2 separate regions of the Mus musculus genome follow, and region 1 is linked to region 2. Evidence: chromatin loops called from intact Hi-C (ENCODE). Cell type or tissue: gastrocnemius. All regions are shown on one strand.

Region 1 (8,000 bases), 58 kb after region 2:
TGGATACCTTTGTTTACAATGCTATTTCAGTCACTGAGTATCCCTGTGGCTGATATGCTGCTCAATTAATGAACAGAGGGAGGGAGGGAGCGTCCTGTAGCAAACTCACCTTCTGAAGGGGGGAAGGCAGTGAATAGGAAAGGCTCAGTGTGTGCAAAGTCATTTCTCAGCACTGGGAACCATGGTAACCAAGGGGGATGGGATCACAGAGGTGATGTCCCCTGGCTAGTGCTTCGGGTCAAAGGAGTTCAGAGCATATCTATGCTGTGGTGCAGGTCTGGAGCCATGCCTGCGGTTAACAGGCACGTTTCAGAAAGCCCATGCAGTCAGCCCTTACAAGATTGACCAGGTTGCATGCAAGAGTCTTGGCTGACCAAACTCATGTCTTTGAACCAGTGGATGGTGGGGACGTATCTTTCCAAAACCGCTGTCTTGGACTCTCTTTCCAGTGTGTTCCAGACAGTTACTTAAAAACTGCTTGGGAGAGCTGGGCGGTGGTGGTGCACGCCTTTAATCCCAGCACTTGGGAGGCAGAGGCAGGGGGATTTCTGAGTTCGAGGCCAGCCTGGTCTACAAAGTGAGTTCCAGGACAGCCATGGCTATACAGAGAAACCCTGTCTCGAAAAACAAAACAAAACAAAACAACAACAACAAACAAAAACTGCTTGGGAAGCAGGAATCAGAGGAAAGGTATTGAAGGACGGTGTCACCCCCACATCAGCATCACTAGATCTTCTCCCTTCACCTCTCTAAGGTCTCCACAGGGTCTTCTATGCCTAGCCACTTTAACTCTTACCAGGTCACTGGTTTATACAACTCACACCTTATCTCTAGCTTTTAACTTTAATGTGTCTCTTAATCTCTCAGTAAACTTGGTGTCACCTAATCTTGATGGAGTAACGAATGAGATCTTCATCTCTGCATCGCCAAACCTCTATGGAGGTGGAGTGTGTCTGCAGGTGGTTGATCTCAGTCCTACTGTGAGGACTCCCCTCTCTCTCTACCTCATCCCCAAATGCTAAAGGTGCTGCCAACTGCCCATACAGGGAACAAATGCTATAGACTCCACAAGTAGGAAAAAGAAATTCGATTCTTCTTGGTGTGAAATAGAATGTGCAGCTGAGCTTGGCCCATACAATGAGCTCAGCTGTAGAGGTACCTCATTCTCCTGTCACTTGCGGTGACAGGGTCCTCTAGGTGACTTCACTATGGTCTTAATCAGTTGAGGCCACTAATACAAAATACCAGAGGCTGGTTACTTAAACAACAAAGGGAGTTCTCATGGCCCTAAGAGTTGCAAAGTCCAAGTTCAAGATACCAGCAGAGTCTATTCAGCCAAGGCTTGTAAGCGCCCATCTTCTCTGTGTCTTTACATAACATGGACAGAGAATTCTGGACACTTCTTTATCTAATAAGGACATCAGCTGTGGCCATGGAGAGGCCCCATCATTATAACTTCATCTAAACAAAGGCTCCACCTCCAGTGCCATTTGGGCTTCAGCAATTGAACTTGATGGGCCAGGCACTCAATAGCAACACTAGCTTCCCTCATGCCTAAGCTCTCTGCTAAGGGGAGGAAAGGTGAGAAGTTTGCAGAACTGTTTGGGGATACAACCCTAATGGCAGAATCAGAAGGGGGGTTCGTTTTTTTTTTTTTTTTTTGCTTTGTTTTTGTCAAGACATAATTTCTCTGTGTGTAGCCCTGGCTGTCCTAGAACTCACTCTGTAGACCAGGCTGGCCCTGATCCTGGCGCAGGATCCCTATACGGGGACAGTTTTATAAGGACTGTCCAGGGTCCTTTCAGGCCACAGTTATACATAAGACCAGACCTTTCCATCTCGCATCTGCTCTGCTGGACTCTGAAGTGCTGGCCTCCTCCAAAAAGGAAAATTAAAAACAAATTCTCCAGTGGGCTGCTAGTATTTCAGCCCAGCAAATTTTACTTTCCGTTAAAAGTCACCAGCTGTCATGTGCTCGGCTCTGAGTGGAAATTACTTGCTCTCAAAGAACCTTTTTTCAGCTGATGTCACTTGCGAGTTTTATTTTCTTCTAATGAAAAATGGGTTTGCATTAGTGTATCTGTAGTGTCAAGAAGCCCCTGGACACACGCCTGCCTGCCTGCCTTGATGATCCACCCTGCCCTGAGGGAAACTAATTGCTCTGGCAGTCAGTTTGGAAGACTGACACCGTGGTCAAGATAGGGCAAGGCAGGTCTGAGGGCAGGAGGATAATGGCCTGTCTCCTTTCAGTGAGAGCCCCGCAGAGCTTCTCCCTACCAAGGGAAAAAAACGTTTCTTTCAATAAACAATGCTTTTAAGTGCTGAGGGGGAGGTCTTGGAAAGGGGAGTGAATAGTTTAATGTGATTAACGACCTCCAAGGAGGCAGTTCTTCAGTGCCTCAGACACACGTGTCCACAAAGCCTACTGCTGAAGAGGCTAGATCCCCACCCAAGCTCTGCTCAAAACAGATCTCCTCTGCGGTCCCACTGAGCACGGGCAATCTCCTAGGGCCTCAGGTCTGTGGTGATTAGAATGCTGTCTTCATGACTCTCAGAAACAAAGCAAACCATGTGATAATTGGTCCTTCTCCCGAGAGGCTTAAACACAAGGACAGAGAAGATCAAAGCCAGCTTGAACTAGACTCCCCCACCAAAAATAAAATAAACCAAAGCGAGAGCGGTAAGACAAAATAAACTGCATTAGAACAACAGCAGAAAGACAAAACAAACCTCTAGGCTAAACCACGCTGGCACGGTGGCAGGGACTGGGAGCAGGTTGCTGACCAGAGCCTGGTGCTCCAGAAAGACCAACTGAGTTCCAGAGATGTGACAACAGACACTGACTCCCACACTGAGCCCCCAAGCCTAGAGCCTGCTTGTAAACTTGAAACAGTACTCAGAAAGGCTCTTGCCCCACTGGCCCCTCCATACACACAACCATTGCACACCCATCTCGTAGAGATTTTCATGGAAATGGTGGCCTTCAAACCCAGGCTATACACAAGCATCAGGCCGGCCCAGGCAAAAGCTCCCAGTCCCACCCCCCACTCCTCTCTCCAGCACGCAGCAAGGGCTTAGCCGTGTCCAAGATTTTGTGAATAATGTTTCTGACAGACACTACAGCCTTTTCCTCCTCCTGCGCGTGGAGAGCTCGGGCTGCCCCGAGGGAAGACTTTCCCCAGCCAAGCAGCTGGCTTCAGCTCTGGGAACACTAAATTCTGGCTGCATTTCTAGCCAGGCCTGGTTACTTTAGAATCCCTCCCCTCCCCGTCTTTTCAAGCGGGACCAGCCAAGGTATTCGTCATATTTCTGAGCTACCCTGCTGGTTGATTTATGTAGACACAGGGCAAAGGCCAGGAGTCAGGAGCTGGAGTGATCGGCTCTTCCATCACCCCAGGGGCCACCAAAAGGGTGACCCTCAGGATCAGACCTTCAGTCAGCTCAGCCTCCACAGCCTGGGGAGCAGAGACAAGCTCTCGGTTTCGTCCTGTATGTGAGACATCCATTAAAGAGAGGCTGCGTGTGCCTTTCACTGGGCTCCACCTAAAAAGCTTTTCTTAAAAAAAAAAAAAAAAAAAAAAATTCCAGCCTTCTCCTTACAGGACGCTGGATGCTGCCTTTTTGGCCAAAGAGACAACAAGTAACAGATGATGCTCTCGTGGACACACAAGGAGGCCAAACCCAAATGTTAATCATCTCCAAATATGCACGGCTCCCTCCAGCCTCCCTGACTCTCCTCAGAAGATCCGTGATTGGAGACCTCTCCCAGGGGCTGGGGACTGGCTGCAGATATTCAGGAACTCATCCAAAGGTCTAATTGCACTGACAGGGTAATTGCTGGGCGGTGTGTTTAATATGCCTGCGGGTGATTTTGACTGGCCGAAACTGGCTGTTGCTCTAAGTTCGACTCCGGCTTCAGCACTCCCAAAAGATCGACTGATTCTGTCATCCAAAATGGAAAAGAAAAAAGAAAGAGAGACTCTTTTTAATTCCGCTGCATATGAAAGTATGAGCTCATTGGAATATATTTGGAGTGAGACTTGGCAGTCTGTCTGTGTTTACAATTCCTGGACTCAGGGCTCTGGTGTGTATCAGAAACACTCTTGCCTCCTCACCTTCTCTACGAAGGTGAACCAGTTCCAAGAGTCTAAAGTCGCTTTCTCGGTAGGTAGTACCCAACACTGACTTGGTTAAGCAACTGACTGTGTCCTCAAGACCAATGGCCAACAAGAAGGCTGGAGTCTCTGGGTGTTCTGGTAACTGTGTGAACGCTAAAGGGGCTCCCCACGAGAGTCAGAGGCAGCCACTGGGCTGGAGCCGGCCCCGGAAGCTCCGATTTCACAATGCTCTTTCCTCAGACCCCATCTCTATTCCGTCTGATCCTAAACGGTCTATGGTCCCTGATTTACTATTCCTAATCTGGGATTCTTCCTGAGGCCTTCCAAAACAGTATGGAACCAACGTGGGCTGCCCGGACTCCCTTCTAGGCACCGTCCCGGCTCTATGGCACCCGTTCTCAGAACCACAGAGAAACTTTAAAGCACACTGATGCCTGGTATCCAGGCCTCAGAGATCCTATCTGAACTGAGCTGCGGTCCAGCCAAGTGGCAGAAGCCATACAAAGACTTAGGCTTTATTCCTTTTTTTTTTTTAATTACATTCACACTTTTTAAATGGGGAACACATTCACGAATACATTCACGGACTGTCTCTGAGTGACAGCATTAAGAGGGATTTTAATTCATTTGCAGATTCCCCTTTGTGCCCTCAATCTTCTCCAACAAAGCAAATGGCTATGAAGTAAGTTGTTAGTGAGTTTATGGAGGGATGGGGGTGTGAATTACTGCCCACTTAAAAGATGTTCATTGGGGCACCCAGAGCAGAACTCCACCTTCCTCTCCGGCCTGATCTTTGCCCAGAACCCTCAGTTCTGAAGATGGCAACCAACCCACGGGCCTTCTCCCACCTCCCTAAGTCCATTCATCCCATCTCTCAATCACAGCATTCGGCTTTTTAATACTCCCCACGGTCTCTCTGGCCGCCCCAGCCGGCACCCTCTCTCTGCTCTCCCAGTTTGCCTGCTCTGTTCCGTACTGGTGGAAGTGGCTCCTCCCCATCAAGTTGCCTGGACGCTAAGGCGTGGACAGGACCCCACACCAAGCACTGTGTTCATCTCTACACCCCAAACCTGTTCCTGTCACTCGCCTGCTTTAGAAAACTCCACTGGCATCTTCTCATCCCAGAGCAAGCTCCCAGCAACTGCAGGAATCAATCAAAGCTCTGACTCGGTCCCAGGCAGTCTCTGGCTGCACAGCCCCTCACCCTGCACTTTTTCCCGACAGAGGCCCTCAGGCGTGTCCCAGACTCTCTGCCTCTGGGCCTCAGCCTGGAGTACTCCTGATGTGGAATGCCATCTGCGTTACCTATTTTTCCCAGAATAGCCCCTGCCTTGCCAGAGTTCTCTGGACCCTCCTCCTCCAGTGCCTTCAACACCTGGCCCTCAACATCCGGTCTCCCAGATGCTTTTGCCTGTTGTTAACTCACATGGGTTGTTCTGCCCTGTCTGCCTGTTTGTCTGACCTCTGCTGTTTTACCTGCCAGTCAGGAACCTAAATTCTTGCACCATCCACACTGCCTGCCATTTTCCTGGCATTCAGTGATTGAGTTAAACAGTGAACCAATCATTTAGATTCCGTACATGTGTGCAGCTCTGTATAATACTCCCAAGTAGTTTGTATGTGTATTTGGGGTTGTACTATGTACACACACACACCCCACAATTTCTTTCAGAAGCATACCTGCACCATCTGCTTTCTCTGAGCTGGGAGTCAGGAGAGATGGTAGAGATTGTACAAAGTGGTGGCGCATGCCTTTAATCCTAGCACTTGGGAGGCAGAGGCAGGCGGATTTCTGAGTTCAAGGACAGCCTGGTCTACAAAGTGAGTTCCAGGACAGCCAGGGCTACACAGAGAAACCCTGTCTCGAAAACAAACAAAAACAAACAAAAATAAAAAATAAAAAACAAACAAACAAACAAAAAGTGATCAGGGGACCCTGCTGCCCTGGTCTCTCAGGGAATCCTGCTGCCCGGGTCTGGGGGCATGTGGGGAAAGATCAGCAGGCCGAAACCCTGAGCTCCCTTGGCTCAGCACACCAATTCCCTCAGGCTTGACTTAAGAGTGTGTGCTGGGCTATGGCCCACAAAGAAATGGGATTGTCAGCCCCTTCAAGTCCTATCTTTCTCGATTCTCAAACCAGGAGATATGGAGTAGAAGCCACGCCCTTCGAGGACCTGCTACTCTGGGCCATACAGTCATCTAAATTGTTGTTTCTAAAGAGGTCACAGACAGACTTGTAGGTTTTCAGCCTCTGCAGCCTCCAAAGAGACCAGAAACCCATTAATCCTTTCCACTTTAATTAAGCCTTGGAGGGGAGGGCAGCCAAGGGGGCAGAGTGGAACCAGCTGGAAATGCAAAGCCACTGCCTTCTGACTCCCCAGCCAGCGGATCCTCTTTGTCCTTAAATCTTTCATAAGGCAATGACTAAACCTGTGGCTCTTGTCTCTGCTGATCAAGCATGTCTTCGGTCAAATAGCAGGAAAAGGGATCCCTCCCTGGTTCATCTGTTGACCATTCTCATGTAATCCTTCCACTCAGTCTGACTTAACGATGACCCCCCCCCAGACTCCATACATATATATATATATATGTATATATATATATATATATATATATATATATATATATATATATATATATTTATATGATATATGATACATCCTTATCCCCCCTTTCCAGATCGTGTCGGGGTAGGGCTGTGAATTTTGAGGATTTACTGCCCACCCCACTCAGATTCTTCTACAAGCTCAATTCCTGGCAGACACTGCCATCCAAGAATCAGGAAGTCACAGTGGAGCTAAAATGGCTTTTGACTAGCACCTACAACATTGCCAGTTGCTGTGCCAAGAGCTGACCAGGTAAACAAACATTCAACATGGCTCCCTGACCAGACAGAAGCATTTGCAAGAGTGTGACCAGGGATTCAGAAAATATTGTTTCTAGTTGGAGAGCCAGCTGGCTTCTTAGAGAAGGTGGTGGCTCCAAGCTGAAACTTGAGAGTTAGGTCTGGACAAGACAGACTGCTGATTAGGTGAGGAGAAATGTAATCAAGGCAGGAAAGGTAGCCTAGGTGACAATGGCTTGCATGAAACCACCGATAGTTTACTGGTTTGGGCCCTGTGCTGGATAGTTTTATGTCAACTTGATACAAACTAAAGTCATCTAAAAAGGAGTGACCCTCAATTAAGAAAACACCTCCATAAGATCCAGCTGTAGACAAACCAGTAGGGCATTTTCTTAATTAGTGATCCCTGGGGAAAGCCCAGCCCATTGTAGGTGGTGCCATCCTTGGGCTGGTGGTCCTGGGTTCTATAAGAAAGTAGGCCGAGCAAACCAGTAAGCAGCACCCTTCCATGGCCTCTCCATCAGCTCCTGCCTCCAGGTTGGCACCCTGCTTGAGTTTCTGTTCTCGCTGCTTTTTGATGATGAACTGTTCTACGGAACTCTGAGTGAAGTAACCCTTTTCTTCCCACGTTGCTTTGGTCATGATATTTTATCATAGCAATAATAACCCTTGACTAAGACAGGCCCATAATAAGGAAGGGTCAATGTAATACTTAGCAGCTACAGTGGGGGTGGAGGAAGACAGGCTGCAGAGAGAAAAACCAGGCCAAGGGGATTCAGCCTGTTAGTAGCTGGTCTATGCTATGCTGGGTTTATCCTTCGGATGACAGAATGAAGGAAATGTCCCAGGAATGGCATCTCCTACTTTTGGTAAGGAACAATACTATATCTGTCTCTTGTCCATAGACAGTCCAAGTTAAACTGTGGGTTTTACAGTCAGATGAAAGATTGTTCTTTATAGTCACAGGAAGGCAGGATCATACCCCCCACTCTGAGAGATGTGTTTAAATTTCAGCTCCAGCACTTACAAGCTCTGTC
Region 2 (8,000 bases):
TGTGGCAGATGAGGATTACCTGTTATTTCCAGTCTGACACTGGAACTCTTTCCAAGAACCTAGATTTCTTCCTTCCTCTTTAGTTCACTCCCAAGTGAGTAGTGCAGTAGACTGGGGAAGAAGTGGGCAAAGTGTGTTTGTGCTCAGGTTCATGGCCAAGCTACCCCACAGCAGCTTCATGCCATCTGCTGTTTGTAAGGCTAGCAGAGGGCACCCGAGGAGCAGAGGGCACCTCAGGACCTTTTCTTGCCATCTTTGCTACTACCCCAGCCCTTGTTTCTTGATCTAAGAGGTCGACCCCGGTTGTTTATGTGTAGTCCAGACAGCACAGCACTAACACTACTGAATACCTAGTGAGTGCTCTCAGGAGGCATGGCTGTCTTCAGTTCCTTATATATGAACATCACAGCCTGGTGAGGCAGATGATTCTGATACTCATTTGTACAGGAAGTGGTGCCCTAAAGGCATATCAGTAGCCACACAGCTGTTAAAAGATAGAGCCAGAATTTGAACCCAGGTTGTCTTCTATCTGGGTATATGTTTTTAAGTTAACCGTTTCATCATATGGCTCCTCTTTCTAAACTACATTCTGTCAGAGTTGCACTCTCTGTAGCAGAATGAAGAAAAGAAATGGTATCACTTTCAAAAGAGAAGTCCCCGAGGACCAAAACCACTCATATGGGATTCAGATACTAGACCTGGGACCTGTGTTTTACAGTGTCTGTAGTAACAGAAGGCATCTTGGCATGTGCTGCCTGCAGCTTTCTCTGGCCTGTTCGTGTGTTGTGCAAAAGCATGTGCATGCCGTTGTCTGCAGTCTGGCCTGGTCTACACCCCATGTTGCTGTCGTTCCTCTCTGCCCATGTGTGCTCCATCAGTTGCTGCTTATGTAATCTGACTTGCAACCCCATACGTACATGCACGCACAAACACACTTTTCTTAGTGAAATGTGGGCTTTCGGCGGCTGTGCAGATAGATGGCCGCCACCTCACTGGAAAGCAAGGTCCTCAGATGCTGTTTCCAGAAGAGAAATAATAAACACAGCAAAGACTGGGAAGAGCTGGGGAGTTGCTCAGTGAAATGATACCATTTACTCGGAGCTTTCTGTGGCTGGCTGATGGCAAAGGCACACAAGTGAGAAAGTTGGCTCCTGTTCTGTGTTGTGCCTTCTGACACCAGGAAATACAAACCTGAGGAATCACTGTTTCTCACAGAGCATCTCTTACTCTCCAAGAGTTACCTGTACTAAAACTGATGGTATATTTGGAGTTATATTTACAGGAAATTCTTGGAATTTAACTGTAGTTTTATCAAAACAAAGAAACAGAACAGTAAAATAAGGTAAAAAGCCATTAGCCTCTGGGCAAATATATATCATTTCTCCTAACTCTCCTTGTCTTATTTTAATAATAGGACAGAAAGGAAGTATCAGGGTCACCAGGATTAATAGTATGAACTCAGGAAATGTCAGTACTGAAGACTTGACTCATAAAATTATTTAAATACTTTCTAGAATGAAATAAGCTACCAAAACAAGGGAACTTTTAAATTAAAAGCTTGAGGAATATTTGGGGTGTTGGTCTACTCTGCCTTGAGTCACTATGGTTCGTAAAATCAATCATAAGATTTAAGATGGTGTTCAAAGCTCCTTCCGGTCGCTGTTTGTTCTTTGCTTCCTTGTTCCATCAGTGATGAGCGCATTGTCTCTTTAATTGGAGTTAAGAGACATCTTTAAGTAGTAGACTAGATATAAGCGAAGAATTGATTTTTAAAATTTGTTCACTCTCACATTGTCTAAAAATACTTTCTTATTTAATGTTTCCCACGTATGTTCAGTGAAAGCGCCATAGATATGTCACCTCGTAACCCTTCCTATTTATGTTGGGTTTCTCCTAGGTCTCAGGGGAATGTGGAAAATTAGTTACAGTCACTCAAGTTTGAACTGCGCCTTTGCCTGGTGGGTTTTAGAAAAGGGGTAAAAAAGCTTGTGCACTTATATTCATATTCTTAGTAGTATTTCTCTGTACTGTATTGCCAGCTATAAGGAGGATAAAAGCTGCCTTCCCTTCCCTTCCCTTCCCTTTGGCTGTACCCTGCACTGAGAGAAGCCAAAGGCATTGAAGTTAGCTGAGGAGCACTGACTGGCCAGGTGGAAGACCTTCCTAAGAATAGCCCTGGAAATGTCCCCAAAATAGACAGACGTGATCATTTGTGATTCGTTCGCACGCACACAGACACACACGTGCATTCGCTCTGTGAAATGCCTGCATAGGTGAGTGAGACTTGCTTTCATCGTGGCAGGAGCCACGGAGATGATGGTGTTTCAGATGGAGTATGATTTCGAGATTTTACAGACTCTCCTGTAAAATACGTATTTAACAGAGCTCAGAGTTGAGAGTTTTAATGTTTAAGCAAAGTTGAAAAAACAAAATCTGAACATTACTATTATTTGTTTGTTGAAAATTCCTACCACTAAAGATTAAAAGTCAGGGAATCCTCCCACCATAACCGCTTGCTGTCTTTGGTGTTAAAGCTTGCTGTTGGTGAGTAGCAATTTCATAATTCTCATGACTAACCAAGCCCCCCAATAGAATGTTGAGGGCATGCTCCTGCCTCTTAGGGACAGTTAGGAAGGTTATTTTATTTTTATTTTTTTAAAACAGGCTTTTGGCCTTGCCAGTTTTTCTTCAGTACTGACATTTTCTGAGTTCATATGCTTAATCCTGGTGACCCTGACAGGTCTCAATCCTGACCTTGAAGGAGGTTTTAATTATTGTTTGTATCAATATTACTTTTCCAAGGAATTTCCAGCTTTAATCTGTTGCTGAAATGAAATTTCTGTTGTAGGAAATTGTTTAAAATGATTAATCATAACAAGAAATAACATAGATTAACAAAGACTCAGAAGAGTTTTGTTCAGTTGTAACTGAGATTCTGTTGCAAGCATTCAGCTGACCAGCTCTTAGCTTTGTTTTGTAGCCATACTTTGAAAATCGCAGTAGTTGGTGCACGTCTTTACACACACACCAGTGTTCAGAAGAGAAACTCACCGCGCTCACAGTTGTTTCCTTTATCCTACATCCTTCGCTGTGTAAGCCTTAGGCATTTACTGAGTTACTTGTAAAATTTTGTAATGTCACTAGAGCATTTGTGTTTAGAACCCAGCATGTATGTCTCAATCTGTAGTCACATATGAAGCACTTCATGACTATTTTTACAGAAAGATGCAAAACAAAACCTTCAGATACAAATTGGCAGCATCTTCTAAAGTTCCCTGAGAAATCTCTTACTTTCTAGTACAAAGGACAATGATGCATTTGACATAGAATTTTGAATAAATCTAAGAGAAATATTAAAATACCTTTGTTGTCTGTTGAAAAAAGCGAGTCCGTGAACGTGCGTCCTTGCCCTTGCTCTCTGAGATCAGTGTAGAAGTTTGTTCGGCTTTACTTCAGAGGTAACTGCGTTTTTTGCTCTGACCGGTGAATCCAAGGAGTAAGGAACTTCTTTTCACAGCACTAATGGACTGAGTTTGCTGGGCCACCTATGTAACTTGGGGCTATCTGTGGACTTCTCTAATGCAGCAGAGAAGGTTCTGTGCCTGTGCTGTCTGCTGCATGGAAATGTGCAGAAACCAGCCGCAGCTGACAGACTGTCCACACAGTCCGAAGAGTGATTCCCTCTCGTTCTCAGTAGACTCAAGTTCAGCCCACATATTACGTCATTAGAAAAGAGCTGGAGCCAGGAGAGGGGGTAGGAACCTCCTCCTTAGGATTTCCTCTCGCTGCCGAGGTGGGGCTGGGGGAGCTGGATCAGCAGGAGGCTGAATAGCTCTAACAAGGAGAGATTGTGTGCAGGTTGAAGGAAGGGCACCATCTGGAAACAGGCTATCATAGTTCAGCAGGCAATTATAAAATAAACATTTTAGTCTGCCTGCCACAGAGCTTTTGAGTTGGAAGAGAGAGAGAGAGAGAGAGAGAGAGAGAGAGAAAGGAAGAAAAGAAAAGAAAAGAAAAGAAAAGAAAAGAAAAGAAAAGAAAAGAAAAGAAATCCACTTTAGAAGTAGCTGCAGGCTGTAAGGAGCTAGACTTTCCCCAGAAGCAGCCACCTAACAGTGCTATTCTGACAGCCTCCGGGACGCTTAAAATTGTAAGTAATTGTGTAATGTTTAAGAGAAAATTGCTTTTATTAGCTTGACCTTTAATCTCAGCACTCGGAAGGCAGTTGAATCCCTATGAACTTGAGGCCAGCCTGGAATACACAGTGAGCTCCAGGCCAGCCAGGGCTAATAAGTGAGAATCTGACTGAAGAAACACACACACACGCACACACATGCACACACTGCAGACCAGCCAGGGCTAGTGAGAACCTGACTCACACACACACACACACCCCTTGTTTTTATATGTAGTCACCTAAAACAAGGGAAACTGGTAAATCTGGTGAAAGAAAAATCTTAAATTCTGTAATACATAATTGATGCTTTTTCTGATCTTAAGTTCTGTGATAGGTAATATACTTGCCTATAAAATTATGCCTCCTGTCCTAGCTAGGGTTGCTGTTGCTGTGAAGAAACACCATGACCAAAGACAACTTAGGAAAAGGTTGATTTGGCTTACACTTCTACATCACTGTTCATCACCAAAGGAAGTCAGGATAGGAACTCAAACAGGGGAGGAACCTGGAGGCAGGAGCTAAGGCAGAGGCCATGGAGGAGTGCTACTTACTGGCTTGCTCAGCCTGCTTTATAGCACCCAGCCATAGGACCACCAGCTCAGGGGTGACTGGGCCCTTTCACATCAATCACTAAGAAAATTTCCTCCAGGCTTGCCCTCAGCTGGATCTCATGGAGGCATTTTCAGTTGAGGCTTCCTCCTCTAGCTTGTGTCAAGATGAGTTAAAACTAGTCAATTCAGTGTCAATTGTCAAAATAAGGTGGTGGTTGTTGTTGTTGTTGTTGTTAGTTGATTGGTATCATTTAAAAACAAACACAACCCTGAATTAAAAGAAAAAAAGAAAACCCAAAGGATCGTTGACTCCCCATTGACTGTGAACTGAAGATGAATCATCATGTCCTCTGGCCCAGCCTTTTCTACTATAAAAATAGGTTCCAAAAGAGCAAAAGAGTAAGTCTTGAATAACTATTTTTTTCATGAAACAAATATTTAGTAATTCAATAGCTAAGGAAACCCGAATTTCAACATCTTCAATAGCTTGGCTTAATGCTCAATGATAAGTAGAACCTGAGTTTTTAACTCTCACTCAAAAGCATCGCTTTCTTGGCATCCTAGTTGCTGAATGAGGCCTTGGGGCTTCTCATGCTACACACGCTGTGTGCTTTCACCCCCCTCACTGCCTTAACTCCTTCCAGTTGTCTTGTAGGACCTGTATCCTTTACTTACTGGACGAGGTTGTTACCACTTTTGTAGAAGTATTTCTTAGAACGCCTCTGTCATATTTAAATATATAAGGGGCTGTAAACTTTAAATAATAAATAAGCCAACTAGAATCTTAACAGGAAAATGCTGATGGTTATTGGTGGTTACTATGTCAACAGCCATGAGGGTCTATGAGGCTGTACTGTTTGTTGCCATCTATTCTGGGTTCTGTTTTTTTTTTTTTTTTTTAGGGAAAGCAAGTGATTGGAGTTTTCCTGGACCCTTTTCAGATTTTCACGGGGACAGATAAGATAGTAGCTTCTAAGCTCTGGTTTGTGTCCCACAGTTACTGAGTGGTGTTTTCATTCACTACTACTAGTCGGATTGGGAGATGGGAGATGGTTCCTCTGAGCTTTAAGTTTGAGAGTTATTTAGCTTTCTTACTTGAACAATTTCTGTTACTAACCATCATTTTTCAAAAATTGGAGTGACAGATTTTAGGACCACATAACACTTGATTTGGCTTGTTTCATGGAAAATTAAACATGGAGATGAGTTCTGTGGAAAATCCTGAAAAGCAGAACTAAGGAACTACAGAGAGTGCGCTGTAGAGTGAGGTGTAATGGCAGCCATGGAGAACAGTGAAAGGAGCCCCCAAGGACGAGAAGCTAGGAAAGTGGAAAGGAGGAACAGTGGAGCAAAGAGGGAGGGAGGAGACGTAGCTCAGCCGTCCTGCTTGCCTGTCCTGCTTGCCTAGCATGCGGAGGCTCCGTCACTGTCAGCCGAGTGACTAGGTAGTGGTGAAGACCAGCTGATAAAGTGTTATAATGAGGAGGTCCAGAATTGTGACCTTGGCTAAAAAGAGTTTTTAGTACCTTGATGTAGGTACTTTGTTTTGCTAATTTTAAGACATCTGCATTTAATGGTAAATACACCTCAGAATACATCTTGATTATATTGTAGTTCAACACTGTTTTCAACCCTTTGTGGATCTGTATGTAAAAGTGCACATCACAGTCCAATACAAGTCAGAACCGTGAGCTCTAGGCCCTGAACCTCTGTACCATTGCATATAATTAAGAGCGAGAAAGAATTGAGAATGGCTTACTCAGGTTTAGCAAATTGATAAAGTAACATCGAAAGACTCATGATGTCATGACTCAGCCTTTCAGAAGCTGTAGAGGGCACCACCGGTGGTGCCCTAGCATGGTAATGTACAACTGCTGCCAGCCGGCTGGTCCTGTGTCTTGAAGGCCACCGGGAGCTGGCGGCAGAGCCAACATGAATGTTGGAGTTGCCCACAGTGAGGTAAACCCCAGTGCCCTGTAATGACCAGCCATGGTTGTTGCCGACGTGTGCTTTGGGAGTTGGCGTGCGTGCGTTCCTGTCACTCAGCGTTCCTGTCACTCAGCGTTCCTGTCTTCAGTGCTCCTGCTGCTTGGACCGTAACAAAGAGTACATAATCTGGGGATATATGTATTTTGCATGCAGTGAAAGGAACAACTTTTGAAACCCAATCCAGATAGAGCAGGGCTCTTAACCCACTGGGAACAGCTTGACTATGGAGGACAGTTTATATCTTCTCAAGAGTTTTTCACAAATTCTCCAGTAATTTCTTAGATGTGACATGCTGTTACCACAGAGTTTTGGATAAAGAAACAGACTCAAGCCAGCGAGGGTGGCATATCCCTAACCTTAGTATTATGGAGGCAGATGAGTTTGAGGATAGCCTAGTCTATACATCAGGTTCTAGACCAGCTAGAGCTACTTAGATCCCATCTCAAATGAGAGAAAAAAGAAACAGACTCAAATCTGCTACTTTGGTAATGATCTTCTGTCTATTTTGGATCAAGCCTGGATTAAATGGAAATTTCTGCCTTCTATTGCAGGTCTCTTTCAGATATACACCTTAGCAAATGACCTGTCTTACACTGATTTAAAAAAAAAAAAAAGACTCATGATGTAGGTAATGTGCACTTAAAAATAAACACTCTGTTCTTTACAAATTTTACCTTTTTATGGCTAATACCAGTAAACATGGTTCTTTAATTTTGTATATAAAATATTTTTAGCATTCCGAAGTTGCTTGTTTTTCAAAGCCATTATTACCATTTTAAATTGCACAGATACTGAGTCATGGACTTAAAATTAGCAGCACAAACCACATACATACAAGTCAATGTACCAAATGCAGTATTAGGTGAGGATTAGAGTCCAGGATTCTGTGGGATTAACTGTGTATAAAAGGTAGGCTGTCAGTCATCCTGTTACAGAAGATGCAGAAGACTGTGCGTGGACCCTGCTTTATTAGTGATGGCACTGGGAAATGTGTTTCATGAACCTAACAGAAAGTGGAAAGGCTAGGGCGCCTTTAGGCACTGATGTGATTGGCCCTTGTTTTGCAGGTGCTATGGTAATTCCAAGAATGCTGAAGTTTTTTTGGCCAGTCTCTCTTGTTTTGTTTTGTTTTTTTTAAATCTCTGAGTAGGGAAATACACATTTCTAGTCTCAAGGACCTAAGAAAGAAACGCATCTCTAGCATTCTGAGTATACATTGTCAAGTTGGTAGTTCTCTGGCATGGCCTTTGGTGAGAATGCTGGGCAGTGCAGGCTTGTTCTTG

What was found. Hi-C counts contacts between places; a loop is a spot of excess contacts. Peaks named below come from ENCODE experiments on the same cell type or tissue, not always from the same donor. Only the 100,000 strongest peaks of a DNase experiment are listed, where the experiment ranks them.
Region 1: it touches region 2 in a loop (1.8-fold over the local background); 2 of 42 quality-filtered maps call a loop at or near these places.

What each region holds. Positions count from the first base shown.
Region 1 is chr1:156,776,541-156,784,540 of GRCm38, reverse strand. No RefSeq gene overlaps it. Among named protein-coding and RNA genes, the nearest start is that of Gm39683, 36 kb to the right of the region's middle. In gastrocnemius, no CTCF peak of the experiment used is centred here; DNase peaks (open chromatin) are centred at 2,799, 3,158, 3,737 and 4,236; H3K4me3 peaks cover 1,451 bases; H3K27ac peaks cover 3,912 bases.
Region 2 is chr1:156,834,600-156,842,599 of GRCm38, reverse strand. All of the region lies in intron 8 of Ralgps2 (Ral GEF with PH domain and SH3 binding motif 2), which reads left to right. Angptl1 (angiopoietin-like 1) reads right to left here and starts at 3,577. Exons shown (of 5, transcript NM_028333.2): 1 at 3,363-3,577. In gastrocnemius, no CTCF peak of the experiment used is centred here; a DNase peak (open chromatin) is centred at 3,744; H3K4me3 peaks cover 4,345 bases; H3K27ac peaks cover 4,816 bases.